Regions from separate parts of the Homo sapiens genome. Here region 2 is linked to region 1. Evidence: read pairs that join two places in POLR2A ChIA-PET (ENCODE). Cell type or tissue: MCF 10A. All regions are shown on one strand. Each heading gives the region's core, and the rest is flanking DNA. Links, peaks and the distances in the headings are about the cores only.

Evidence for each region. ChIA-PET counts read pairs that join two places held together with the same protein. Peaks named below come from ENCODE experiments on the same cell type or tissue, not always from the same donor. Only the 100,000 strongest peaks of a DNase experiment are listed, where the experiment ranks them.
Region 2: POLR2A ChIA-PET joins it to region 1 with 5 read pairs; 13 of 35 experiments call an interaction of 5 or more read pairs at or near these places.

The regions. Positions count from the first base shown.
Region 1 is chr2:36,946,219-36,957,390 of GRCh38, reverse strand. All of the region lies in intron 1 of STRN (striatin), which reads left to right. Among named protein-coding and RNA genes, the nearest start is that of STRN, 15 kb to the left of the region's middle. In MCF 10A, for the core only: no CTCF peak of the experiment used is centred there; a DNase peak (open chromatin) is centred at 5,690.
Region 2 is chr2:37,010,963-37,022,134 of GRCh38, reverse strand. It overlaps HEATR5B (HEAT repeat containing 5B), which reads left to right. Exons shown (of 36, transcript NM_019024.3): 25 at 1,299-1,480; 26 at 2,258-2,326; 27 at 8,115-8,294. Among named protein-coding and RNA genes, the nearest start is that of STRN, 50 kb to the right of the region's middle. In MCF 10A, for the core only: no CTCF peak of the experiment used is centred there; no DNase peak of the experiment used is centred there.

The DNA.
Region 1 (11,172 bases), core at 2,169-10,168:
GTCTTGAACCCCTGGCCTCAAGTGATCTGCCCGCCTCCGCCTCCCAAAGTGCTGGAATTACAGACGTGAGCCACTGCCAGGCCTGGAATCACTTTAAAGTAAATGCATTACTTAAGATGTTTGGGCCACCCAGCTGATGTGAATTTTGGTTGTGAATACATTTGAGGGCCAATATACTTCTGTTTTGTCTTTGCTTTGAAGACATAAGCCCTTTAGGGATCTAGCTAAATGTGAGGTATATCACCTATTAGACTGTCCACTCTGGAGGGGTAGGGTGTTTGATTTTTGCTCCTTGAGTCCTGCAAGGCTGTTTGTTGTGATTGGTCAATATCCTAAGGGCAAAAATGGCTTTTTGTTCCTTTACCTCACTGGGTTCCCATTTTCCCTTTTATTTTGGCCAGATAATTCCTTCCTATTTTTGTGTTGCTTTTAAGAAAATTGTGAAAATATTTTGTCCAGAATTTTTGGCTGCGTTCAGTAGAAGAATTGTTGTGGGGCACCATAACTGGAAACTGAATTCTCTTATTTTACTTTCAAAATCTGACAAATAAGAATGGCCCTACTAATTTTTGGGGGAGAAATAATGTTGACAGACAGCACTTCTTTATCAAGAGATGTGCCTATTTAGTCCTGAACTTTATTTCAAATCTACTTTTCTTTGAATGGTAAAGGGAGACCTACAGTTTTTCTCCAAAATCTTGATAACTGAAGCAGAGTTTAAAACAAACAAAACCCTTTGCTATGCAGTCAATGAAAGGTGTTTGAAAGTTCAGATAATCTGGATAGAGTCCCCTTTGCCCACCTGCTATCTCCTTGATGTCAGCTATACTTTTGATTTGCTAATGTGTGTAGCATCCAGGTTTCAATTCTGGGCCATTAGAAATAAAATTGTCCTTGGATCTTTGGCGTTTCTTGCCTCGGTGGCCAATCTGACAAAACAATCTGTTGACCATCATAATTGGACAGTTGAAAGTATGGGCCTCAGAGTCAGACATCTCTATCACTTTCATTTTACAATTTTTCTAGGCCTCATTTTTGTAAATGTGGGTGATAATATCCCTACTAAGCAGGATCGCTGTAAGGTTTAAAAAAGATAAATATGCAAAATATGTGATATATGATGGGTGTCCAGTAAGTGGTTTGCTTTTTTGTTGGTTGAGATTTCTATGGACAGAAGGCATTAGATTTATTATTTATATAAGTCCTATTGTAGAAGCCAAGAACCAGTTTCAGTGATCCGTTTATCATAGTAGCTACTTACATTCTCTTTGTCCTGTAAGTACAGGTTGAGCATCCCTAATCCAAAAACCCCAAATTCAAAATGCTTCAAAATCTAAATCTTTTTGAGTGCTGACATGATGTCACAAGTGGAAAAATCCATACCTGACCTCGTGTGGCAGGTTGCAGTGAAAAAGCAGGTGCTTTTTCAACAGAGTTTATTTAGTATCCCATAGGGAAAAGTAAAATTACGTTTAAACTGTGTGTATAGGGTATATATGAAACATAAATGAATTTTGTGTTTAGACTTGGGTCTCATCCCCAAGATATCTCATTAGGTATATGCAAATATTCCAAAATCTGAAATCTAAAACACTTCTGGTCCCGAGCATTTCATATAAGCGGTACTCAATCTGTAGTGGTTTGAGGACAGTGAGTTGTGTGTTGGAGGTAGGGGACAGGCTAGAGATGGCAGAAGTAAGTGGTGATAGCTTGTAGATATTAAGGACTGGACGTAGTAATCGAGGCAGATTTGGAGTTCAGAAAGGACGCTTGAGGCAAGAGAGAAATTGAGGAAGGGGTTAGAAGGGGAGAAGAGACAGAAGAAGGGAGGAGAGGGGTGGAAAGAGCAGAGGCAGAGGAGAAACTGCACACATTAACCTGTTCTTAACTCTACAAAGATGTCTTATCTGTATTTTTCATTTCGGCACTTATAATTCTAGAATTCTAGGGCTGACAGGGATACACACGCATGCATATGCACATATGCACACATGTGCACTGCCCTCCTCCCTCTCGATTTTCTTTCTTCATTAGACTAAGAATATTTTACCTCAGAGGGACCTTAGAATTTAAGTAATCTCATCCCCCGTTTCATCAATTAGGGCTAGAGAAAGGAAGTGACTTTTCTCAGGTCACTGTGTGAATTGGTTTAGTCTAGTTTAGAACCCATGAGTCCTAGTACCCAGGCCAGGGCATTGCTCTCTATACCATATCCTCTCCTTTTTTTGGTCCCTCACTCTGTGTAGCTGCTTCTGACCTGAAGGAGCCAAGTGAATTTTAATATTTAGATGATTAAGTATGGTTTGAATAGCTGTCATAATTTAAATTCTTATCACTGATTATTTGAAGTTTTTCTTCGAGTAGAATAATTTAGTGAAACGGTATAGTAAGAGGTTCAGGAAAGTCTTTAACAATTTGTGTTTCTCAGAAGTGTTTAACAGTGTAGTTCTTGGACTGGGCATGGTGGCTTATGCCTTTAATCCTAGCACTTTGGGAGGCTGAGGCTGGCGGACTGCCTGAAGTCAGGAGTTTGAGACCAGCCCAGCTAACATGGTGAAACCCCGTTTCTACTAAAAATACAAAAAATTAGCTGGGCGTTGTGGCACATGCCTGCAATCCCAGTTATTTGGGAGGCTGAGGCAGGGAGAATCGCTTGAACCCAGGAGGCAGAGGTTGCAGTGAGCCGAGATCACGCCATTTCACTCCACTCCAGCTTGGGCAACAAGAGTGAAACTCCATCTAAAAAAAAAAAAAAGTGGTTCTCTCATTTCCTTAAATACTTTTATTTTTTTGTGGGGAATACTGAAATAAAATCCTTATTTCATCTTAAAAAAATCTGCAAATTTGGAGCTCTTTTTTTTTTTTTTTTTCCCCTGTTTGAGACAGGGCTTTACTCTGTCGCCCAGGCTGGAGTACAATGGTGTAATCTCAACTCACTGCAACCTCTGCCTACTGGGTTCAAACAATTCTCCTGCCTCAGCCTCCCAAGTAGTTGGGATTACAGGCACCCATCACCACACCTAATTAATTTTTTGTATTTTTAGTAGAGACAGGGTTTTGCCATATTGGCCAGGCTGGTCTTGAACTCCTGGCCTCAAGTGATCCATCTGCCTCAGCCTCCCACAGTGCTGGGATTATAGGTGTGAGCCACCACGCCTGGCCAAATTTGGAGCTTTTTTAGCTTGCTCTGAGGGTAGCTTAACTAAGTTCTGTATATATATTTTAATATAGTTTGTTTATTGATCACATATCAAATATTGTGATCTTTGATATAGCAAAGATCAAGCACTTTGATTTGATTTTTAGGTTATTTTTAATTTTTATGTTATTTGGTTAACCTAAAAATTTGATTTTTAGTTTATTTTTAATTTTTATTTTAAAGAGACTGTGTCTCTCTTCTATTCTGCCCAGGCTGGAGTGCAGTGACTATTCATAGGCATGATCATAGTTCACTGCAGCCTCACACTCCTGGGCTCAGTTGATCCTCCTGCATCAGCCTCCAGAGTAGCTGGGATTACAGTCTTGACCCACTACATCTGATTATTAGTCTATTTTTAGGCTGTTTTACATATGCTATGTTAGAACAGAATAATATGTTAACTGTGTATTTGCTCTTATGCAGAAAGTTATTTGACAAAATAAGATCACTTTCTTGGTAGACTTAATGCTGTTTTTTCTTAAAGTACCTTGGCCTGGCACGGTGGCTCACGCCTGTAATCCCAGCACTTTGGGAGGCCGAGGTGGTTGGATCATGAGGTCAGGAGATCGAGACCATCCTGGCTAACATGGTGAAACCCTGTCTCTACTAAAAGTACAAAAAATTAGCCTGGTGTGGTGGCGGGTGCCTGTAGTCCCAGCTACTTGGGAGGCTGAGGCAGGAGAATGGTGTGAACCTGGGAGGCGGAGCTTGCAGTGAGCTGAGATTGTGCCACTGCACTCCAGCCTGGGTGACAGAGCAAGACTGCATTTCCAAAAAAAAAAAAAAAAAGGACCTTATCTGTATAAGATAATGGAATATTAGAATATTAGAAAACATTGATATGGAAGAAGGAAAATTTGTTACAGAATTGACTGGAAGCAGTATGGCAGAAGACAAAAGTAGTAGGTATTTTGTTTTGTAGATGAGATGGAGAGAAAAATAAGGGAATAGGAACCCTGGAATTAAGGTGAGCTGGGGAAGTATTGAATAAGGTTGGGTGAAATAGGTATTTTGGGTGTGGCAAATATGCATCACTCACCAGAAAGATTCAAGGAAAGGGCCGGGGGAATGTTTCATTACTGAACACACAGGTTTCATTAGCATTCATTTGAATGTGAGAGAAATCAGATCCAATACTGGTATATCTAGTTATGAGAAATAAACACCATGTCAAATTCCACAACGGTGATGCCAGTTTCACCTGATGGAAAATTACAGCCCATTCTGGGATTTGTTCCTTTTTTGTTTATACTTCCTAAATGAGAAGGTTAACCATTGAGCAAAAGAGCTTAAATTATAGGCACAACCAAAACCTGCTCCCTGAGGAATGTGGATTGGTGTAAAGCTGAAAGGAGGGAACAGGGAGGAGCCTGTGATCTGGGTCAGCGCACTTGCTGAACTTGAAAAGTAGAGTCAGCCAGGGGAGAAGGTATCCATGGCCCTAGTAATTCAACCCAGTACTTTATCTTTTGTTTCTTCTTTCTGTTCTTTATCTGCCAACATTAATAATAGTTTCATTTATTGAGCATTTTCTGTGTGCCAGGTACAATGCTAAGTGCTTTATATCTACAATCTATTTTAATCCTTGTAAAACTGTATGTGGTAGATATTAATCATTCCCAAATGCATAGGTGAGAAATTTGGGAAGAAAGGTTAAATAATTTGCTGTAGAAAAAGGCTGAGTGATGGGTCTGGGCATGGTAAGTAGAAGCAAATATTTTGGCTTTTTTTTTTTTTTTTTTCTCTCGTGCTTCAGGGTCACTGTGCAGGGCTGAAATGTTTTCTTCTCCCTTGTTTGCCTGGTGAATTTCTAATCATCTTTCAAGATTCCATTAATTCTGGGAAACCTGTCTGACTTCCAGGCACAAGGAAGCTTCGTGCTTCCCTAACAGCTTGTATTACAAAGCAGAAGCATTGTTATCCAGCACCATCCAGACTGGTGGTTGATCAGTTAATCCGAAAAGATGTTAAAATGGTATCTTAAAAAATTTGTTTCAGGTTAATAGTATATAGATGTATATAGTCCTTTCCCAATGTAAGACAGGCCTACCCACCCTTCACATTTTTGTTTCTTAGAATGCTAATTCGAGTTTTGTATTGTCATTCTTGAATAAGCCACAATTGTGTGTGTGTGTGCGTGCGTGTGTATTTTCGGGACGAAATTGTTCCACCTCACATCATCAGGCGTTAGATTCTTGGGAGTGCCGCACAACCTAGATCCTTCGCATGGGCTGTTCACAGTAGGATCCGTGCTCCTATGAGAATCAGCGTTGCCTCTGATCTGACAGGAAGCGGAGCTCAGCGGGTAATGCTGGCTTGCCTGCTGCTCACCTCCTGCTATGCCACCCAGTTCCTAACAGGCCATGGACCCATATCGGTCAGTGGCCCAGGGGTTGAGAACCCGTCCTATCTCATACTTGGTATATATTTGTTTCCTCAGTAGACTCTGAGTCACCTAAGGGCATTTTTATTTCTCTAAGGTCAGTAGAGTGACTGGCACATAGTAGCTGCCTAACAAGTGGTTCTTAAATGAATGAATCATATATTAGGTTACACTGTTACTCAATATGTATTAACATGTGTCTATATATGTATATCTTGTCTGTCAGCTAAATTGTGTCCTTAAGGGCAGGACCTGTGTTTCAGACATCTTTGATATTTACCATGTTTGTCATAAATTTAGTGAATGTACAGTATATTTTGGTTTTAGGCGAGCAGTGTATCTGTCCCTTTTGCTGCTTGCTAGTTCTGCCTTACAACTTCCACTGGAAAGAGCTTTTTAGTGCAGCAAATAGTGTCTGCATTTTATTGTATAAAGCATTGCCTGGGCCATACCAAATCATTTTGACAGAGGTCATTTCAGGGATGCCACAGGCTTCATAATTGCTACTTGATGCTAGTTGTAGCAAATTGCACTTGGGTTTTGGTAGTTGTGAGTATAGTGTTGTCTCCTTCCACCCCGCCTTGTGTGTTAATCACTGACTGCCAGGAAATCTCTTTGACATAACATCCTAAAAAGTTTTTGTTATCAGTAGGGCCCTGTAACATTTTTTTCCTTTTCTAAAGCCTATGCCTTCAAGTTTTTTACAAGTGTCTTATTCCTTCTAAATTGAGAACTAATTGAATATTTTTTCTTGTAGATAAATCTTATTTTAAATATCTAGTTATCATTACTTTGCATTCTCCTTTTCTGATTTTATGTTACATTACCAATATCTTATGATATTTAAACTTTTTTGAACTCTGCTTTTTAAAATAAATAATATAAATGCCTCAATTATCTGGAACTTACACTGAAACACTGTAATCTTGTCTCTGAGCCTGCTTCCCCTCAAAAAATTTAGATTTAGCTTTTCAGATGCTTATAGCTAGCCAAGTAAGTGAGAATAAACACAAAAAGGCTAAAATATGCAAGTTCCGGAGTTGTCAAAGCTTCATGTAAAATGTGTCATTGTGGAATTTAAAAAATTCTACGCTTTTTCATCAAGGTTTTTGGTTGGGGCATTAGACACTTCCTGAAATCTGGCATTCTCCTAGGCACTGGGGATACCATGGAGAAGAGGCAGATATGGTCTTGGCTCACATGGGGCATATAATCAAGCAGTAATTCTTAACCTTGGACAGACTTGAGTCCATTATGCCAATGGTCATCTCCACTTTGCCATGCCATTTTAGTTTTCCCTAAGTAAAAACTACGCCTGTAATCCTAGCACTTTGGGAGGCCAAGGCGGGTGGATCACCTGAGGTCAGGAGTTCGAGACCAGCCTGGCCAACATGGTGAAACCTCATCTCTACTAAAAATACAAACATTAGCTGGGCGTGATGGCGCGTGCCTGTAATCCCAGCTACTCAGGAGGCTGAGGCAGGAGAATCACTTGAACTTGAGAGACGGAGGTTGCGGTGAGCCGAGATCAAGCCACTGCACTCCAGTCTGGGTGATAGAGTGAGACTCAGTCTCAAAAAAAAAAAAAAAAAAAACAAAACCAAACCAACCAACCAGTAACAACAAAAGAAACCCCTTTCTCAGCTCCCTTATCTATTAGTATTGCCATCCTGTCCCTCATTCTCCTTCATTTTACTCTGAATTTCTCTGAACGACCACATTTACTACCTTCAGTTTTTTTTACTAGTCTCATCTCTCTCTCTGTTCCTTTGTTGTCTTTCTCTTTTTCTGCTTTTGGTTACTCATTTCTCAGTCTCTTGTGATCTTGCTTCTGATCTCTATTCAGATAATTGATTACCAAATTATATATTTTTTTCAGCAGTTACTCTGACTGAAGTCCTCTCACTCTACCTAATTCCTTTTCTTTGGATGATTTACAAAATTATCTCTAACTAGTCTTGATACTTTTTTGCAGTTAAAATTGTACATGTCCAGTTTTTGCTAATGTCTTCACCTGGATGACCTACTATAACTTGAAACTCGATCATCCTTTCTAAAATCCTTTTCCCAAACCCAGTTGACCCTTTTCCTCAGATCTAGCCCCCAGTTTACCCTTTCTAGAAACCTAGCCTCAGCTTTCACTCAACCTTTCACTTTCTTATAGTCACTCTTCTAGCCATGCATTAGGTTTGTAAAATACGTAGTTTAAAATCCATTTTTAATCATTTAATTACTAGTACTACTTCTTCCCTGGTTACCTCATCACCTCATATCTGGGTGACTAAAGTAGAAGTCTTCCCTAATATTTCACTTCTGGTTTCTCCCTTGGCCAAAGTAGTTTACATAGTATTGCCTCCCAGGCTTCTAAAAATTGATTTGTTTAACACATTCTTTTTATTTTTTATTTTTGCCTGTTATAGGTTTTAAATCTCTGCACGATTAGACTGTTTATATTTCCTACATATTAGAGCACAGTCATGAATTACTTAACAACAGGGATATGTTCTGAGAAATACCTAACGAGACAATTTCATTGTTGTGTGAACATGTAGAGTGTACTTACACAACCCTAGATGGTATAGCCTGCTACATACCTAGGCTATATGGCATAGCCTATTGCTCCTAGGCTGCAAACCTGTATAGCATGTTACTATATGGAATACTGTAGGCAGATGTAACACAAGACGAATATTTGTGTATCTAAACATATCCAAGCCATAAACGTAGAGAAGGTACAGCCAAATTATGGTATAACCTTATGGTTATAGTTATGGGACCACCATCATGTATATATGGTTAATCATTGACTGAAGTGTCATTGTTCAACACATGCCTGTACTCTTTCTAAACCAAAATAGTGTCATCTTGCTTTGTACATAAATCATACCTGCTTTTTTTGTCATTGCTCAAAAGGTTTATTCTGGAATGTCCTTCGACCACCTTGTAGATTTATATATTCTTTATTCAAATTTAGCTCAAGTCCCATTTCCAACACTAAGATATTTGGATACCCTCAGCTTTCATTGATGTTTCTTTTTTAGTACTTGTTTTGTCATTTGGCAATTAGGGTGTGCTACCTTGTACTGTTTTTTACTTGCTTCTTATAAATCTGTTCAGTCAATTTAACAAATATTTATTGAGCGTCTACTACATGCAAGTAACTGTTCTAGGAATTAGGGATATAGCAGTCAACAGCACAGACAATCTCTCATCTCTTTGGCAACTTCCTCTGTACCTTTAAAGACAAATATCTCCAACACCTATCACGGTATATGTTGTTAATGATGTTAAAATTGTGTCCAAATTAACAGAAGGCCAAATTTAACATTGAAGTCCAAATTTCTTGGCTAATAATGCAAGTAAAAAAAATAGATGATACCTTTTGGCTGATCTGAATACACTGATAACTGGCTGGACGCGGTGGATCATGCCTGTAATCCCAGCACTTTGAGAGGCCGAGGCGGGCGGATCACCTGAGGTCAGGAGTTGGAGACCAGCCTGGCCAACATGGTGAAACCCGTCTCTACTAAAGTACAAAAATTAGCTAGGTGTGGTGGCACATGCCTGTAATCCCAGCTACTCAGGTGGCTGAGGCAGGAGAATCACTTGAACCTGGGAGGCGGAGGTTGCAGTGAGCCCAGATCACATCACTTTACTCCAGCCTGGGCGACAGAGTGAGACTCTGTCACAAAAAAAAAAAAAAAAAAAAAAAAAAAAAAAAAAAAAAGAGTGCACTGATAATTATAGAGGAGAGGATGATCATTCTATAGGATGAGGGGAAATGTTTTGGAAGATGGTTATTTTGTTTTTGATTTAATAATTAATTTAAAAAAAATTAGCCAAAGTAGTACTGCCTTGGAAGATGTTACTTTAACTGCATACCCTTAGTGTCCCATGAAAATGAGACAAATAAGCAGAATGCAAATAAATAAATAGAAATATTTGAAAAAAATACTTACTGTCTTGGGATCAGTACTTACCTCAGTTTTCCACATGTCATCTTTAGTTCCATATCATCACAGAATGTTAAACTTTTTAATTTGTAGTTGAGGGAACTGAGGTTGCTCAGAAAAGTAACTTTAATAAGGTTGCATATATTTGTGAGAGAACCAGGAGTAGGAATTTCCCAACTCCCACTTGGTGCTTTCTCTGTCAAAGAACATCGAATTTTTGTAGAACACAGTTCTACATTGAATTTTGTAAAACACAGTTCAGTGATTTTATATATATATATATATAATATATATGTAAATAATATATATGTTCCCGAGTTATCAAGAAAAATTGAGTTATATTCACTGGCTTTTTTTGTAATAAAGGTAGGAATTTGTAGGTTAAGATTTAATATACTTAGTGGTTAAATGAATTAATTTATCTTGAATATTTTTACATATATCTAGCATTTTATAGTATTTACTTTGTGATGTCTTTTGTTTTCAGACTGTTTGAATAAAAATTTTGACATTTCGATTTAATTTTGTGTATTTTTAGCAGGAAGTGAATATTGTGATAGTTGAAACTCAGGTAGTTATTAGTAAAAGTTTGTTTTACTAAAACTTGTCCTTCCTAGTTAAGGAATTTATTTATATTGACTTTTAAAAAAATGTCTTTCTGGCCAGGTGTGGTGGCTCATGCCTGTAATCCCAGAACTTTGGGAGGCCGAGGCAGGCAGATCATGAATTCAGGAGATGGAGACCATCCTGGCTAACATGGTAAAACCCTGTCTCTACTAAAAATACAAAAAAATTAGCCAGGCCTGGTGGCACGTGCCTGTAGTCCCTGCTACTCAGGAGGCTCAGGAAGGAGAATCACTTGAACCTGGGAGGTGGAGGTTGCAGTGAGCCGAAATCTCACCACTGCACTCCAGCCTAGGTGACAGAGCTAGAATCCGTCTCAAAAAAAAAAAGAAATTTTTGTAAGTTTGGTATAATGTGAAATAAGGAAAGATTTGGAAAATGAATCATTGACTAGAAACTATCAACTTTTTTACAAAAAAGAAACAGTTTTAGTTCTTATTTGGAATTGAGTTAAATTTAGATTTTTAGAAACTGTCTAAATTTTACGTTAGAAGAAATGATTTATTTAAAATAAAAATACATGTATATACAAAAACACAGGATATACAGAGACATATGAAGTAGAAAGTACCCTAGCCTCTCTCCATTCCTTTTTACAAACCTACTGTTTAGAGAGAAATTCTATTAACAATTTAGTGTATACCACATTTTCTGTATACACACACACACGTGGGATTTTTATTGAGCTTGCGCTTACCTTGGTAATAATTGGGATGTTTACATTTCAAGTCTTCTCAAACAAGATTTTTCTTAATTCCTTAAGTAGAGATATCCTATACTTAAATACCTAGGAATAAAGTAAATAATTTGTAGGTTTTATTACTAGTGTGAGTGGGATCTTTTTTCCATTTTATCTCTTAACTGGTTATTTCCAACACATGGGAAAGCTCTGCTGCTGTGTGCAAAGTCATTTGGTCACCTTGCAGAAATACTTTATTATTTCTCTCTTTTATTTTTCTTTCTCATATTTGGATGTTTTAGGTAGAAAAAAATCAACTGGAAATATTTCTGGT
Region 2 (11,172 bases), core at 994-8,993, 66 kb before region 1:
GAAGCAGATATCAATTGATAGAGGTTTATTAGCCAAGGTTAAGGATTCACCTGGGAAAAAACACAGGTAACAGGAGCATCTGTGACCTGTGTTTTTTCCAAAGGGGGTTTTGGGAACTTCCTTATTTAAAGAAGAAAGAACAGCAGGAAGGAAAAAAAAAGGGAACGAAGGGTAAGCAGTGATCAGATGGTTATTATATTCCTATGAGGCTCTGATTAGCCTCAGTAAATTTTTTTTTTTTTTTTTTTGAAACAGGGTCTCACTTTGTCACCCAGGCTGGAGTGCAGTTGCGTGATCTCGGCTCACTGCAGCCTTGACCTCCCAGGTTCAAAGGATCCTCCTACCTCAGCCCCCTGAGTAGCTGGGACTACAGGTCCACGCCACCATGCCCAGCTAATTTTTGTATGTTTTGTAGAGATGGGGTTCACCATGTTTCCCAGACTGGTCTCAAACTCTTGAGCTCAAGCTATCCACCCACCTCAGCCTCCCAGAGTGCTAGGTTTACAGGCTGAGCCACTTCGCCCTGCCTAGCCTCAGTGAATCTACATTTTACATGTGAAAAGGGGGAATACAGGAAAAAGTCAGTTACGCATTGGCCACAGCATAGAGAGAGGGATGATTTCTCATCTTGTCATTGTCCTATACCTGTGAAAATAAGCTGGTAATTGACATTGTCAGGGTGAGATTCAACAGAACTTGGTTTTAGGGCTGGTTCTTAGTGGGGGATATGTATTCCGAAGATTCCTTGTGAGCAATTTGTGAGAGGAGGCCATTTAGGAAGATTTTTGGCCTTCTATCATTGTGGGAACCTGGCTTAAAATGAGGCAATGACACACAGTTGTGAAATTACAGCTACCTGGGAACAAAAGGCAGTATTGCAAGACTCAGTTCCCAAGCTTAACTTTCTCTTTGGCATAGTGAGTTTTGGGGTCCCAAGAGTCTGTTTTCTTTCATGAAGCCAAAAATATTAACTATCTGGTTCTTTACCAAAAAAGTCTGCCAAGCCTTTGTTCTTAAAGGATCAGAAACTCATTTTGGGAAAGTTACGTTAAAAGTATTTTGCATAACATATCATTGTAAGTCCTATAACATCATCAGCATTACTGTATTGTATATCACTATTCTTGAAAGATTGATATGGAAGTTGTCTTGAAAGAATATAATATCTTTGCTATTTTCAAAGTTGTGAAATATGTGGATTGTGTTTTTTATCAAAAATTTATTTCATTTCATATTTTTATGTTATTACACTTATTTTTGGAAAAGTTTTCATTTTTGCATTCTATTTTTATTTTTAGATGACCTCTTGGTACTTCATCTCTCTGACCTCATTCGCATGGCATTCATGGCTGCAACTGATCATAGCAACCAGCTGCGAATGGCTGGGCTCCAGGCGCTTGAAGACATTATCAAGAAGTTTGCGTCTGTGCCTGAGCCAGAATTTCCAGGTCATGTGATACTGGAGCAGTATCAGGCTAATGTGAGATTTTCTATTTATTTAAGAACTTAAAATTGATCTTTTGAAAGATTGCTGAAGAAGTGCAGACTTCCTGGAGGACTGCATTTGGAACTGCAATCTGTTTATTTCTGTAGAATGCATCTCTTTATCTCCATTGTCTGTTACCTAGTTTTAGTCACCCCACAAATGAAGAAATAAGTGTCAAGCTGTTGTCACTATTTTTAAGTTGTGATAACATATTAGTGATAAAACTAGAATAGAAATTCCAGCTCAGCTTTCCAGTCTTGTGTTTAGATATTTAGCTCTGCCCTTTAAGAGATAAAAGGAACCTTCAAAAGAGTGTTGTGGATTTGCTGCCGTTATTTTTATATGGCAAACCTTCATAAGCATTTTTAGAAATAGATAGCAGTTGCCCCTTGTATAATGAAGGATAAATTAACTCTTAATAACAACAGTTAAAGGTATTACTGAGGCCGGGCATGGTGGTTCACGCCTGTAATCCCAGCACTTTGGGAGGCCGAGGTGGGTGGATCATTTGAGGTCAGGCGTTCAAGACCAGCCAGGCCAACATGGTGAAACCCTGTCTCTACTAAAAATACAAAAATTAGCCTGGCAGTAGTGGTGCATGCCTATAATCCCAGCTACTTCGGAGGCTGAGGGAGGAGAATCGCTTGAGCCTACGAGGCAGAGGTTGCAATGAGCCGAGATCGCACCACTGCACTCCAGCCTGGGTGATAGAGTAAGACCGTGTCTCAAAAAATAAAAGTAAAAAATAAAATGCTTTATTTATTTTTCTAGGTGGGAGCTGCTCTAAGACCAGCCTTTTCACAAGATACACCATCAGATATAATAGCGAAAGCTTGCCAGGTAAGAAGAAAAATGGGACTTTGTATAGTTGTCTTCTATACATTCATAGATATCTTAGAATTTAACTTGTGTAAAGGAATAGAGAAAAATTTGGGAGACCAACATGGGAGGATCGCTTGAATTCAGGAGTTTGAGATCAGCCTGGCCAACATGGGGAAACCCCGTCTCTACAAAAAATACAAAAATTAGTTGGGCATGGTAACATACACCTGTAGTCCAGGCTACTCTGGAGGCTGAGGTTGGTGGATATCTTGAGCCTAGGAGGTCAAGGCTACAATGACCCAAGATTTCGCCACTGTACTCCAGCCTGGGCAACGGAGCGAGACCCTGTCTCAAAAAAAAAAAAAAGAGAGAGAGGAAAAACAAAATAATATTTTTATCTTGGAAATACAACAATGGCAGTTTTCCTTTTTATTCTTTGTGAAATGATGAAATAATAATTAGGTAATAAACATTGTGGTCAAAACATTGTTTTTGACCACACATTATGAAAATTTTGCTACTTTGTGGGTATTAAATCATACTAAGGAGAATTTCACAATATAGACATTTCATTGCAAAATTAATCCCAGGGAATTATTCTCACCTTGTTATATCTGCAGAGACTCACAAAACCACCAAAAAACGTACATTTTCTTTTTTTTTTTTGGAGACTGAGTCTCACTCTGTCACCCAGGCTGGAGCACAGTGGCATGCGATCTCTGCTCACTGTAACCTCCGCCTCCCGGGTTCAAGCAATTCTTCTGCCTCGGCCTCCTGAGTAGCTGGGATTAGGTGCCCGCCACCACGCCCAGCTAATTTGTGTGTTTTTAATAGAGACAGTGTTTCACCATGTTGGTCAGGCTGGTCTCAAACCCCTGATCTCGTGATTCACCTGCCTTGGCCTCCCAAAGTGCTGGTATTACAGGGATGTGCCACCACACCCTGCCCCAAAAAATGCATATTTTCTTATTCCTTTAATCAGTTTCTCTTTTTCATATGCTTCATTTTGAAAAAGGATTCATGTATTAAGCTCTAATCTTTTAGGTAATCAGTTTATTTGTCTCCTTACCTAAAGAGAGAAGATAAGCAACTCTCTTCTTCCTAGTTTTCTGGAGTACGGTGCTGTGGTCCATCATTTTTGCTTAGAATCCATGGCCAAGCTTCATGTGACCTCTATGCAGAGAAGATTCTGCAATAATAGGTTTAAAATTCTGACTTTATCCTCTCTGTAGCTGAATGCAAGTTTGCCCCTTCCTTCCATTTTTGAAATTGATATCTCTGAAGCCTGCTGCCTTAATGGCAGTCTTCAGAGAAATTAACTCTTTCCACGGACAGGAGACCAGAGAGAAAAGAAACGTTGTTGGTAAGAGATAGGTCTCTGGATCGTGATGCAAACCTTCGACTAGGTAATTTGGTTTGGGATACTGCCACACAAATATCAAAAAATTACTGTCCATATGTAAATAAGTGTATCATGATGACGTTTCAGAGCACAGCATTTAAGCAGACAAAATCTCCTACAATGCTCCTGATCATTAGAAAAGCAAAGGCTATTAGAATTGTATCTTGTATATGAATACTGAATTTGCCTTAAACTTATTTCTTTTGTGGCCCTAGTTGCATTTTTTTTTATAAGAAGTTTTTTTTTTTCTAGTGGCAGGCTTAAATTTGTGACCTCCTTTCCTTCTGTTGCTGGGAGGAAACCTGGTTTCCTGACAGGTAAAGCAGTAGGTTACAAGTTCCTTTCCTTTAAGGAAAGTAAGGAGTTGGCTTAATGATATCCCAGCCTGTTTGTTAGAACAAATGCCATGTTAAGAAACTTTAAAATCAGGGTAACTCTTAGATATTATAGGAAGGACCCTCAGATGTCACACAACTGGGTACAGTAATCAGTGGATCAATAAAAAATCATTTAAAGTAGGGTCAGATCATGAACATAATGCGTACTTAAATATTTTATTTCAGCATAAAATTTTAAAATGTACATTCATTCACCAATCTTTTGATGTAGGGCAAAGTCTTTTCTCTGAATATTATTTTACTAATTCAATGCTACTTTGTCATTCTTCATAAACAAAATCCATAATGCATTATCTGTGATTCTAGTTTCAGATTCTTTTTTTTTTTTTTTTTTTTTTTGAGACGGAATTTTGCTCTTGTTGCCCAGGCTGGAGTACAGTGGCATGAATCTTGGCTCACTGCACCCTCCACCTCCCAGGTTCAAGCGATTCTCCTGCCTCAGCCTCCTGAGTAGCTGGGATTACAGGTGTACGTCACCATGCCCAGCTAATTTTTTGTATTTTTAGTAGAGACGGGGTTGCATCATGTTGGCCAGGCTGGTCTCGAGCTCATGGCCTCAGGTGATCCAGCCACCTGGGCCTCCCAAAGTGCTGGGATTACAGGTGTGAGCCACCGCACCTGTCATTTTTTTTTTGAGACACAGTCTCCCTCTGTTGCCCAGGCTGTAGTGCAGTGGCATGATCTCAGCTCACTGCACCCTCCGCCTCCCGAGTTCAAGCAATCAAGCAATTCTCCTGCCTCAGCCTTCCAAGTATCTGGGATTACAGGTGTGTGCCACCACGCCCAGCTAATTTTTGTATTTTTGGTAGAGACGGGGTTTCACCGTGTTGGCCAAGATGGTCTTGAATGCCTGACCTCAGGTGAGCCACCGTGCCCGGCCTAGTTTCTGATTCTTTAATGTGAAGAAAATACTTAGGTTTTTACAAAGAAAGCTTAGTGCCAAATTCCTAATCTTTATAATTTTCCCCAATTTTTTAGTTATATTTCTACCAAATTTCACAGAAATATTTATCAAATCTTTCCCATATGTTCTTTAGTTTCCTTTGGGAGTAACAGCTCTTTCTTTTCATGTTCATATTTAATTTCTTTTCACTTTAAATTTAATTATTTTTCAGCAGTTTTGACTGGCATTTTAAGTTTTGCCATCAGTATCTCCTTAATTGGTAACAATCAGTTAAAAATGTCCTTATTAATTTTATTAAAATTAGTTTTGAATTCTTTGAGAATAAAATTTGACATAAATACTTATTCTCCACTTTTAAAACGTTTTCAATATAGGAACTCAAGTCCATTAGCCATGATTTGAAATCCAAATGCTGTGAAAATCAAAAGCTTTTTTAATCATTTATTTGGCAGCAAAACCTGAGCTGACTTGTACTAATTTGGCTCTGATGTGAAGCTAAGTGAGAATGTAGCATTAGTTAATCTTTCTTATTGTGATTTGTAATACATTTTGTTGCAGATACATCTGTGTGTTAATTATGGGGTGCTGCCACACATCTTGCTAGGTGTATACTTTAATGAGGTTCAGGTACCTTATTACCTTTTACCCAAAAGTTGTGAACTCTGAAAAAAATCTTGGTCCAAGGATTTCAGATGAGAAAGTAAGGACATGTGGCCGGGCGCGGTGGCTCGTGCCTGTAATGCCAGCACTTTGGGAGGCTGAGGCAGGCAGATCACGAGGTCAGGAGATCAAAACCATCCTGGCTAACGTGGTGAAACCCCGTCTCTACTAAAAATACAAAAATTAGCCGGGCCTGGTGTTAGGCGCCTGTAGTCCCAGCTACTTGTGAGGCTGAGGCAAGAGAATGGCATGAACCTGGGAGGCGGAGGTTGCAGTGAGCCAAAATCACGCCACTGCGCTCCAACCTGGGTGACAGAGTGAGACTCTGTCTCAAAAAAAAAAAAAAAAAGAAAGTAAGGACATGTAATTATTGTTGTTAAAGGTGACACTCTGAGACCACCCCTTCCTTCTTGAAACTCTTCCCTTGGCTCCATTGTCACTGCACTTGCCTGGTTTTTCTTTTGTTTTTCTGGTATTTTCTTTTCAATTTCTTTCTTTATTCTTATTCTACTTGTCCCTTAATTGTAACTATGTTCCATCTGGTCTGGCTTTAAGGCTTTATTTTTTTTGTTTAAAGCTGTCCTTGAAAAAAATTTAACAATACTTTAGTTATCACCTTTGTGTGGGAATTCCTAGGGTTATGTAATTACCCTTGAACTTGCTCCTGAAATCCAGACCCAAGTTTTTAATTGCCTGCTGAATATCTTTCCACAAGTCTCTTAGTGGCACTTTGAATGCAGCATGTAAAAATGTTCAAAATTAAAATCACGCTGTCTCACTTCTCATCTCCACTTACTTAGTTTCCTTTGTTTCCCCTATCATCCCCGTAAAGCAGTAGTATCACCTTCCTTCCATTCAAGTCAGAAGCTTCAACAATCAGCATTTAGAAATTTTTGATTCCTTGCTCTTTTTGTATCTCCCTTCACCCGCCCCCTAAAATAGCTAATTAGTTTCCATATCCTGGGATTTCTAACTACAAGTCTGTCTCAGATGCTTCTCCTTTTTTATTCCATTCCCAGTTTGATCCGTATCATCTCTGTTCTATGGTATTATAAAAGACACTTAACATATTACTTACTGTCTATATACATTTTTTCTTATACAGAAGTACTGGAACAGTTTTCCTAAAGCACAATTCTAATAATATGATCCCCCTGTCCAGAGGCCATGGAAACTCACAATTGCTTACAGAATGAAGTCTAAATTCATTTTCCATGGAATGTAAATTTTACCTTAATCTAATCCCAATTAACTTTCCTAATCACATCTCTTCCTCATGTAACTCTCCTATGTCTATACATACAAACCTCTTTGACACCTAAACATTCCCATTCCTCCTGCTAGAATTAATCTTTCCCTTGTCTGTTTTTAAGTGTCCCATATTACAGTCATAAAACATTCCCATGTGTTCATTCAATCTGTGTTTTCTTACTTGAGGGTAGGGACTAGATTTTTTTTTCCTATTCCTTTTTTTTTCTTTCTTTCTTTTGAGACAAAGTCTCGCCCTGTCGTGGCTGGAGTGCAGTGGTGCGATCTCGGCTCACTGCAACCTCTGGCTCCCTAGCGATTCTCCTGCCTCAGCCTCCCGAGCAGCTGGGATTACAGACACACGCCACCATGCCCACGCCCAGCTAATTTTTGTATTTTTAGTAGAGATGGGGTTTCACCATGTTGGTCAGGATGGTCTCAATCTCCTGACCTCGTGATCCGCCTGCCTTGGCCTCCCAAAGTGCTAGGATTACAGGTGTAAGCCACTGCGCCCAGCCTCTTTTTTTTTTTTTTTAAAGTCCCCTTTATAGCAGCAAGCATAACCCTTTTCCTGTGGTAAGCAGAAATTTTGTTGAAGAATTATTCAAGACTGAACTGCTTTGGGTGGAAAATTATTTCTGTTAACATTTTTGTTAAAGTACACGGTGGAAACATGTTAAGTAAATACTATTTTGTTTTCTACGTAGGAGTACAATAAAATCTATGCTTACCATTGATATAAAAAATAATACTGGCTGGGCACGGTGGCTCACACCTGTAATACCAGCACTTTGGGAGGCTGAGGCAGGCAGATCACGAGGTCAGGAGATCGAGACCATCCTGGCTAACACAGTGAAACCCCGTCTCTACTAAAAATACAAAAAAATTAGCCAAGTGTGGTGGCACGCGCCTGTAGTCCCAGCTACTTGGGAGGCTGAGGCAGGAGAATTTTTTGAACCCAGGAGGTGGAGCTTGCAGTGAGCCGAGATCACGCCACTCCGCTGCAGCCTGGGTGACAGAGCAAAACTCTGTCTCAAAATAATAATAATAATATCAAAGCATAGCATTGGGTAGTTTATTTTGTTTTGTTCTTTGGTTTTGTGTTTTATCTTCTAGGAAAAAAGTCATTTATTCCATTTTCTTATACAGCATTAATTTTTTTTACACAAAAGTTTTTGAATTCTCTTTGTCTAGGTATGTAGTACATGGATAGGAAGTGGAGTTGTCAGTGATCTCAATGATCTCCGTCGAGTACACAATCTTCTTGTTTCTTCTCTGGACAAAGTTCAGGCTGGAAAAGGATCTTCCAGCCAGCTGTACCGAGAGAGTGCCACGACCATGGAAAAACTGGCTGTTCTCAAAGCTTGGGCAGAGGTAACGACTAAACCACAATCTATTGTTTTTGACCCATTTCTTCATCCATGAGAAAATGTTCCTCTACTCTTGTTGGTAAAAAAATTTTTGTTTTTTAAAAACTAACCCTTGATATGGAATACTTTTTGAAAATTTGTTAATCAGTGTACTGAAAACCTCTATATTGAGGAAGGGCTCTCCTACATAATATGAGGAAATTAGGTAGGAAAAACTCAAAAATATAACAGAAAATATTTTATGCCAAAAATCTTTTATTTGATTAAATTTCAGGTGACTTGCCACCTTGATATTGAGGCCATAGGGGTTTTGTTTCTTTTTTTTAAAGGTAGGGTCTTGCTTTGTTGCCCAGCCTGGACTTGAACTTCTGGGCCCAAACAGTCCTCCTGCCGCAGCCATCCGCGTAGCTGGGACTGCAGGCACGCACCACAGTGCCCAGCTTGTTTTGTTTTTTAATAGCTAGTTTTACCTTTTTCATTCTCACAGTCACTTTAAAAAATATATAATTACATTGTTTTAAATTCATTTTTCTAAATTCCTTCTGCCAGTTACTATTGAATTCTTATCATCTGCCCTCCAGTATTGAAGTAACTAATTCCTTCCTCTACCAGCTCAGTATCTCACTTCCCTATTTTCGTGGTATTCAGCAACAGGTAACTGAAACCATAGAAAGTGAAACCACGTTTAAGGGAAGACTATTGGAGTTATAATTATTTTAAGCTTTTCCGCTAATCTAAGACTAAACTTTTCTCATTCCCTTACTTCCCACCCTCTGATTCATTCAACAAAGTGTTGTTTAGCTTCAGCTCTGTCAGGTTAGCAGTTGAGAATACGGGGGTGAGATATATTACGTTTGCTGAGCAAGACAAACTGGTAAACAAGTAGATGTACCAAAGGGTAAGGAGCATTATCACAGGAGAAATACAAAGTTACAAAGTGTTTTGGAACACATAGCAGAGGCAGTTACAATAGGCTGGAGGCTCAGAAGTAGCCTTTTTGGAGAAAGTGATGTTTACATTGAAACATGGAGGATAGGAGGAGGTATCAGTTAGGCATGAGAGTGAGGAGGAGACTGTGTGAAGCTCAGTGCTGTCTACTCTTCTTCTTTGTGTCTTCAGCACCTTCCTCTGTACATCCTCTAAAACTGCGCCCTAGGCCAGGCGTGGTGGCTCACACCTGTAATCCCAGCACTTTGGGAGGCCGAGGCAGGCGGATCACCTGAGGTCAGGAGTTCGAGACCAGCCTGGCCAATATGGTGAAACACTGTCTCTGCTAAAAATACAAAATTACCCTGGCATGGTGGTGCATGCCTGTAATCCCAGCTACTTGGGAGGCTGAGGCAGGAGAATCACTTGAACCCGGGAGGCAGAGATTGCAGTGAGCCAAGATCACGCCATTGCACTGCAGCCTGGGCAACAAGAGCGAGACTCTTGTCTCAAAAAAAAAAAATTTAATTAATTAAAAAACTGCACACATTATTTTCAGGAATATTTAAGGATATGCACAAAGGTTCTGCTACAAGGGTATTTGTTATGGTGTTATTATTCACAAAAAAGTGGAAATAACCTAAATGTATTTCTTGATCTTGAAAGATGATGATATTAAGTGACTAGAAAATTGGGGTAGAAATTATACACACACGCACGCACACATTAGGTAAAAAACTGAGCGTGTTTATATAACTGTTTAGACTGGTAACAGCATTGTATCTGAGTAGTAGCATTATGTGTAGTTTTAATTTTCTTCATTTTGCTTATGCTTCTGATTGTCCTTTTTTGTGTAATATCTATAAGAAAAATAAGCCTAAAAATTTATTTTAAAATAGGTCTGAAAGATATATTCTCATATATTGCAGGTAGCAATATAAAATATAGAACCTTTTTAGAAAGCATTTGGCAGTGTCTATTCAGAGTCATAAAAATATTTGTAAACACTGACCCAGTGATTCCATTTCTGGGCCTGTAGTCTAGTGAAAAATATCCAAAATATGGAAAAGAGGTAAGTTTACAAAAATGTTTACTTGCAACACTATTTATAATGTGAAGAAATGAATATCTTTTGTCTTCGAAAGCTGTATTTCATCTTTCTAGGATTCCCAATGCTAAGTAAAGAATTAGAAGTAAATATAAAATTTCAACTGTAGGAAAACTGGTAGATACATTGTGGGTCATCCACTGTAAGTCATTAAAATAATGGTTATGAAAACTGGTATTCACATGGGAAAACCCTATGACATGTTTATCAGTAAAACTAAATACAGAATCTCTGTACATCAAAATTATAACTTACAAAGATAGAATATGAAAACCCAGAAATTGAGGTTATGAGTCATTTTTAACTCTTATTTTTCCAACTTTTTATAGCATAATTATTAAAATAAAATTATAAGTCGAGGAAAAATGCATACATAGACCGTAAAGTCTTACAGTGACACCCTTGCTTCCCCATTGCCTGCAGAGTAAAAACTTCAGCTACTTCCAGCTTATAACCTGTGCTCCGTCTATATGAGAAATTTGCATACTTAGATTACCATGCAGTTTCCTGTTTTTGTGCTCTTGCTCTGGCTGTTCCCTCTGCCTGTAAGCTCCCTTTCCATCTCTGCCTATGAGCAAGTCAACTTTTGTCCTTAAAAACGGTCTCACCTTTCTCACACTCCCAAGGCTAAGATTCGTTTATCTGTGATGTTCCCTGAGATTCATTCACTCATTGCATAAACTGCCGAGTGTTCATTAGGTACCAGACACTGTCTGTGCACTGGGTAGAGTGTACTAGAAGATAAAGCATTAAAAAGATTATCTTTGTAGAAGATAAATAATTAAAGCCAAATCTTTAAAAGTTTCTTCTCTTAAGCACCTTTTTACTTCCCTCTCATTGTAATATT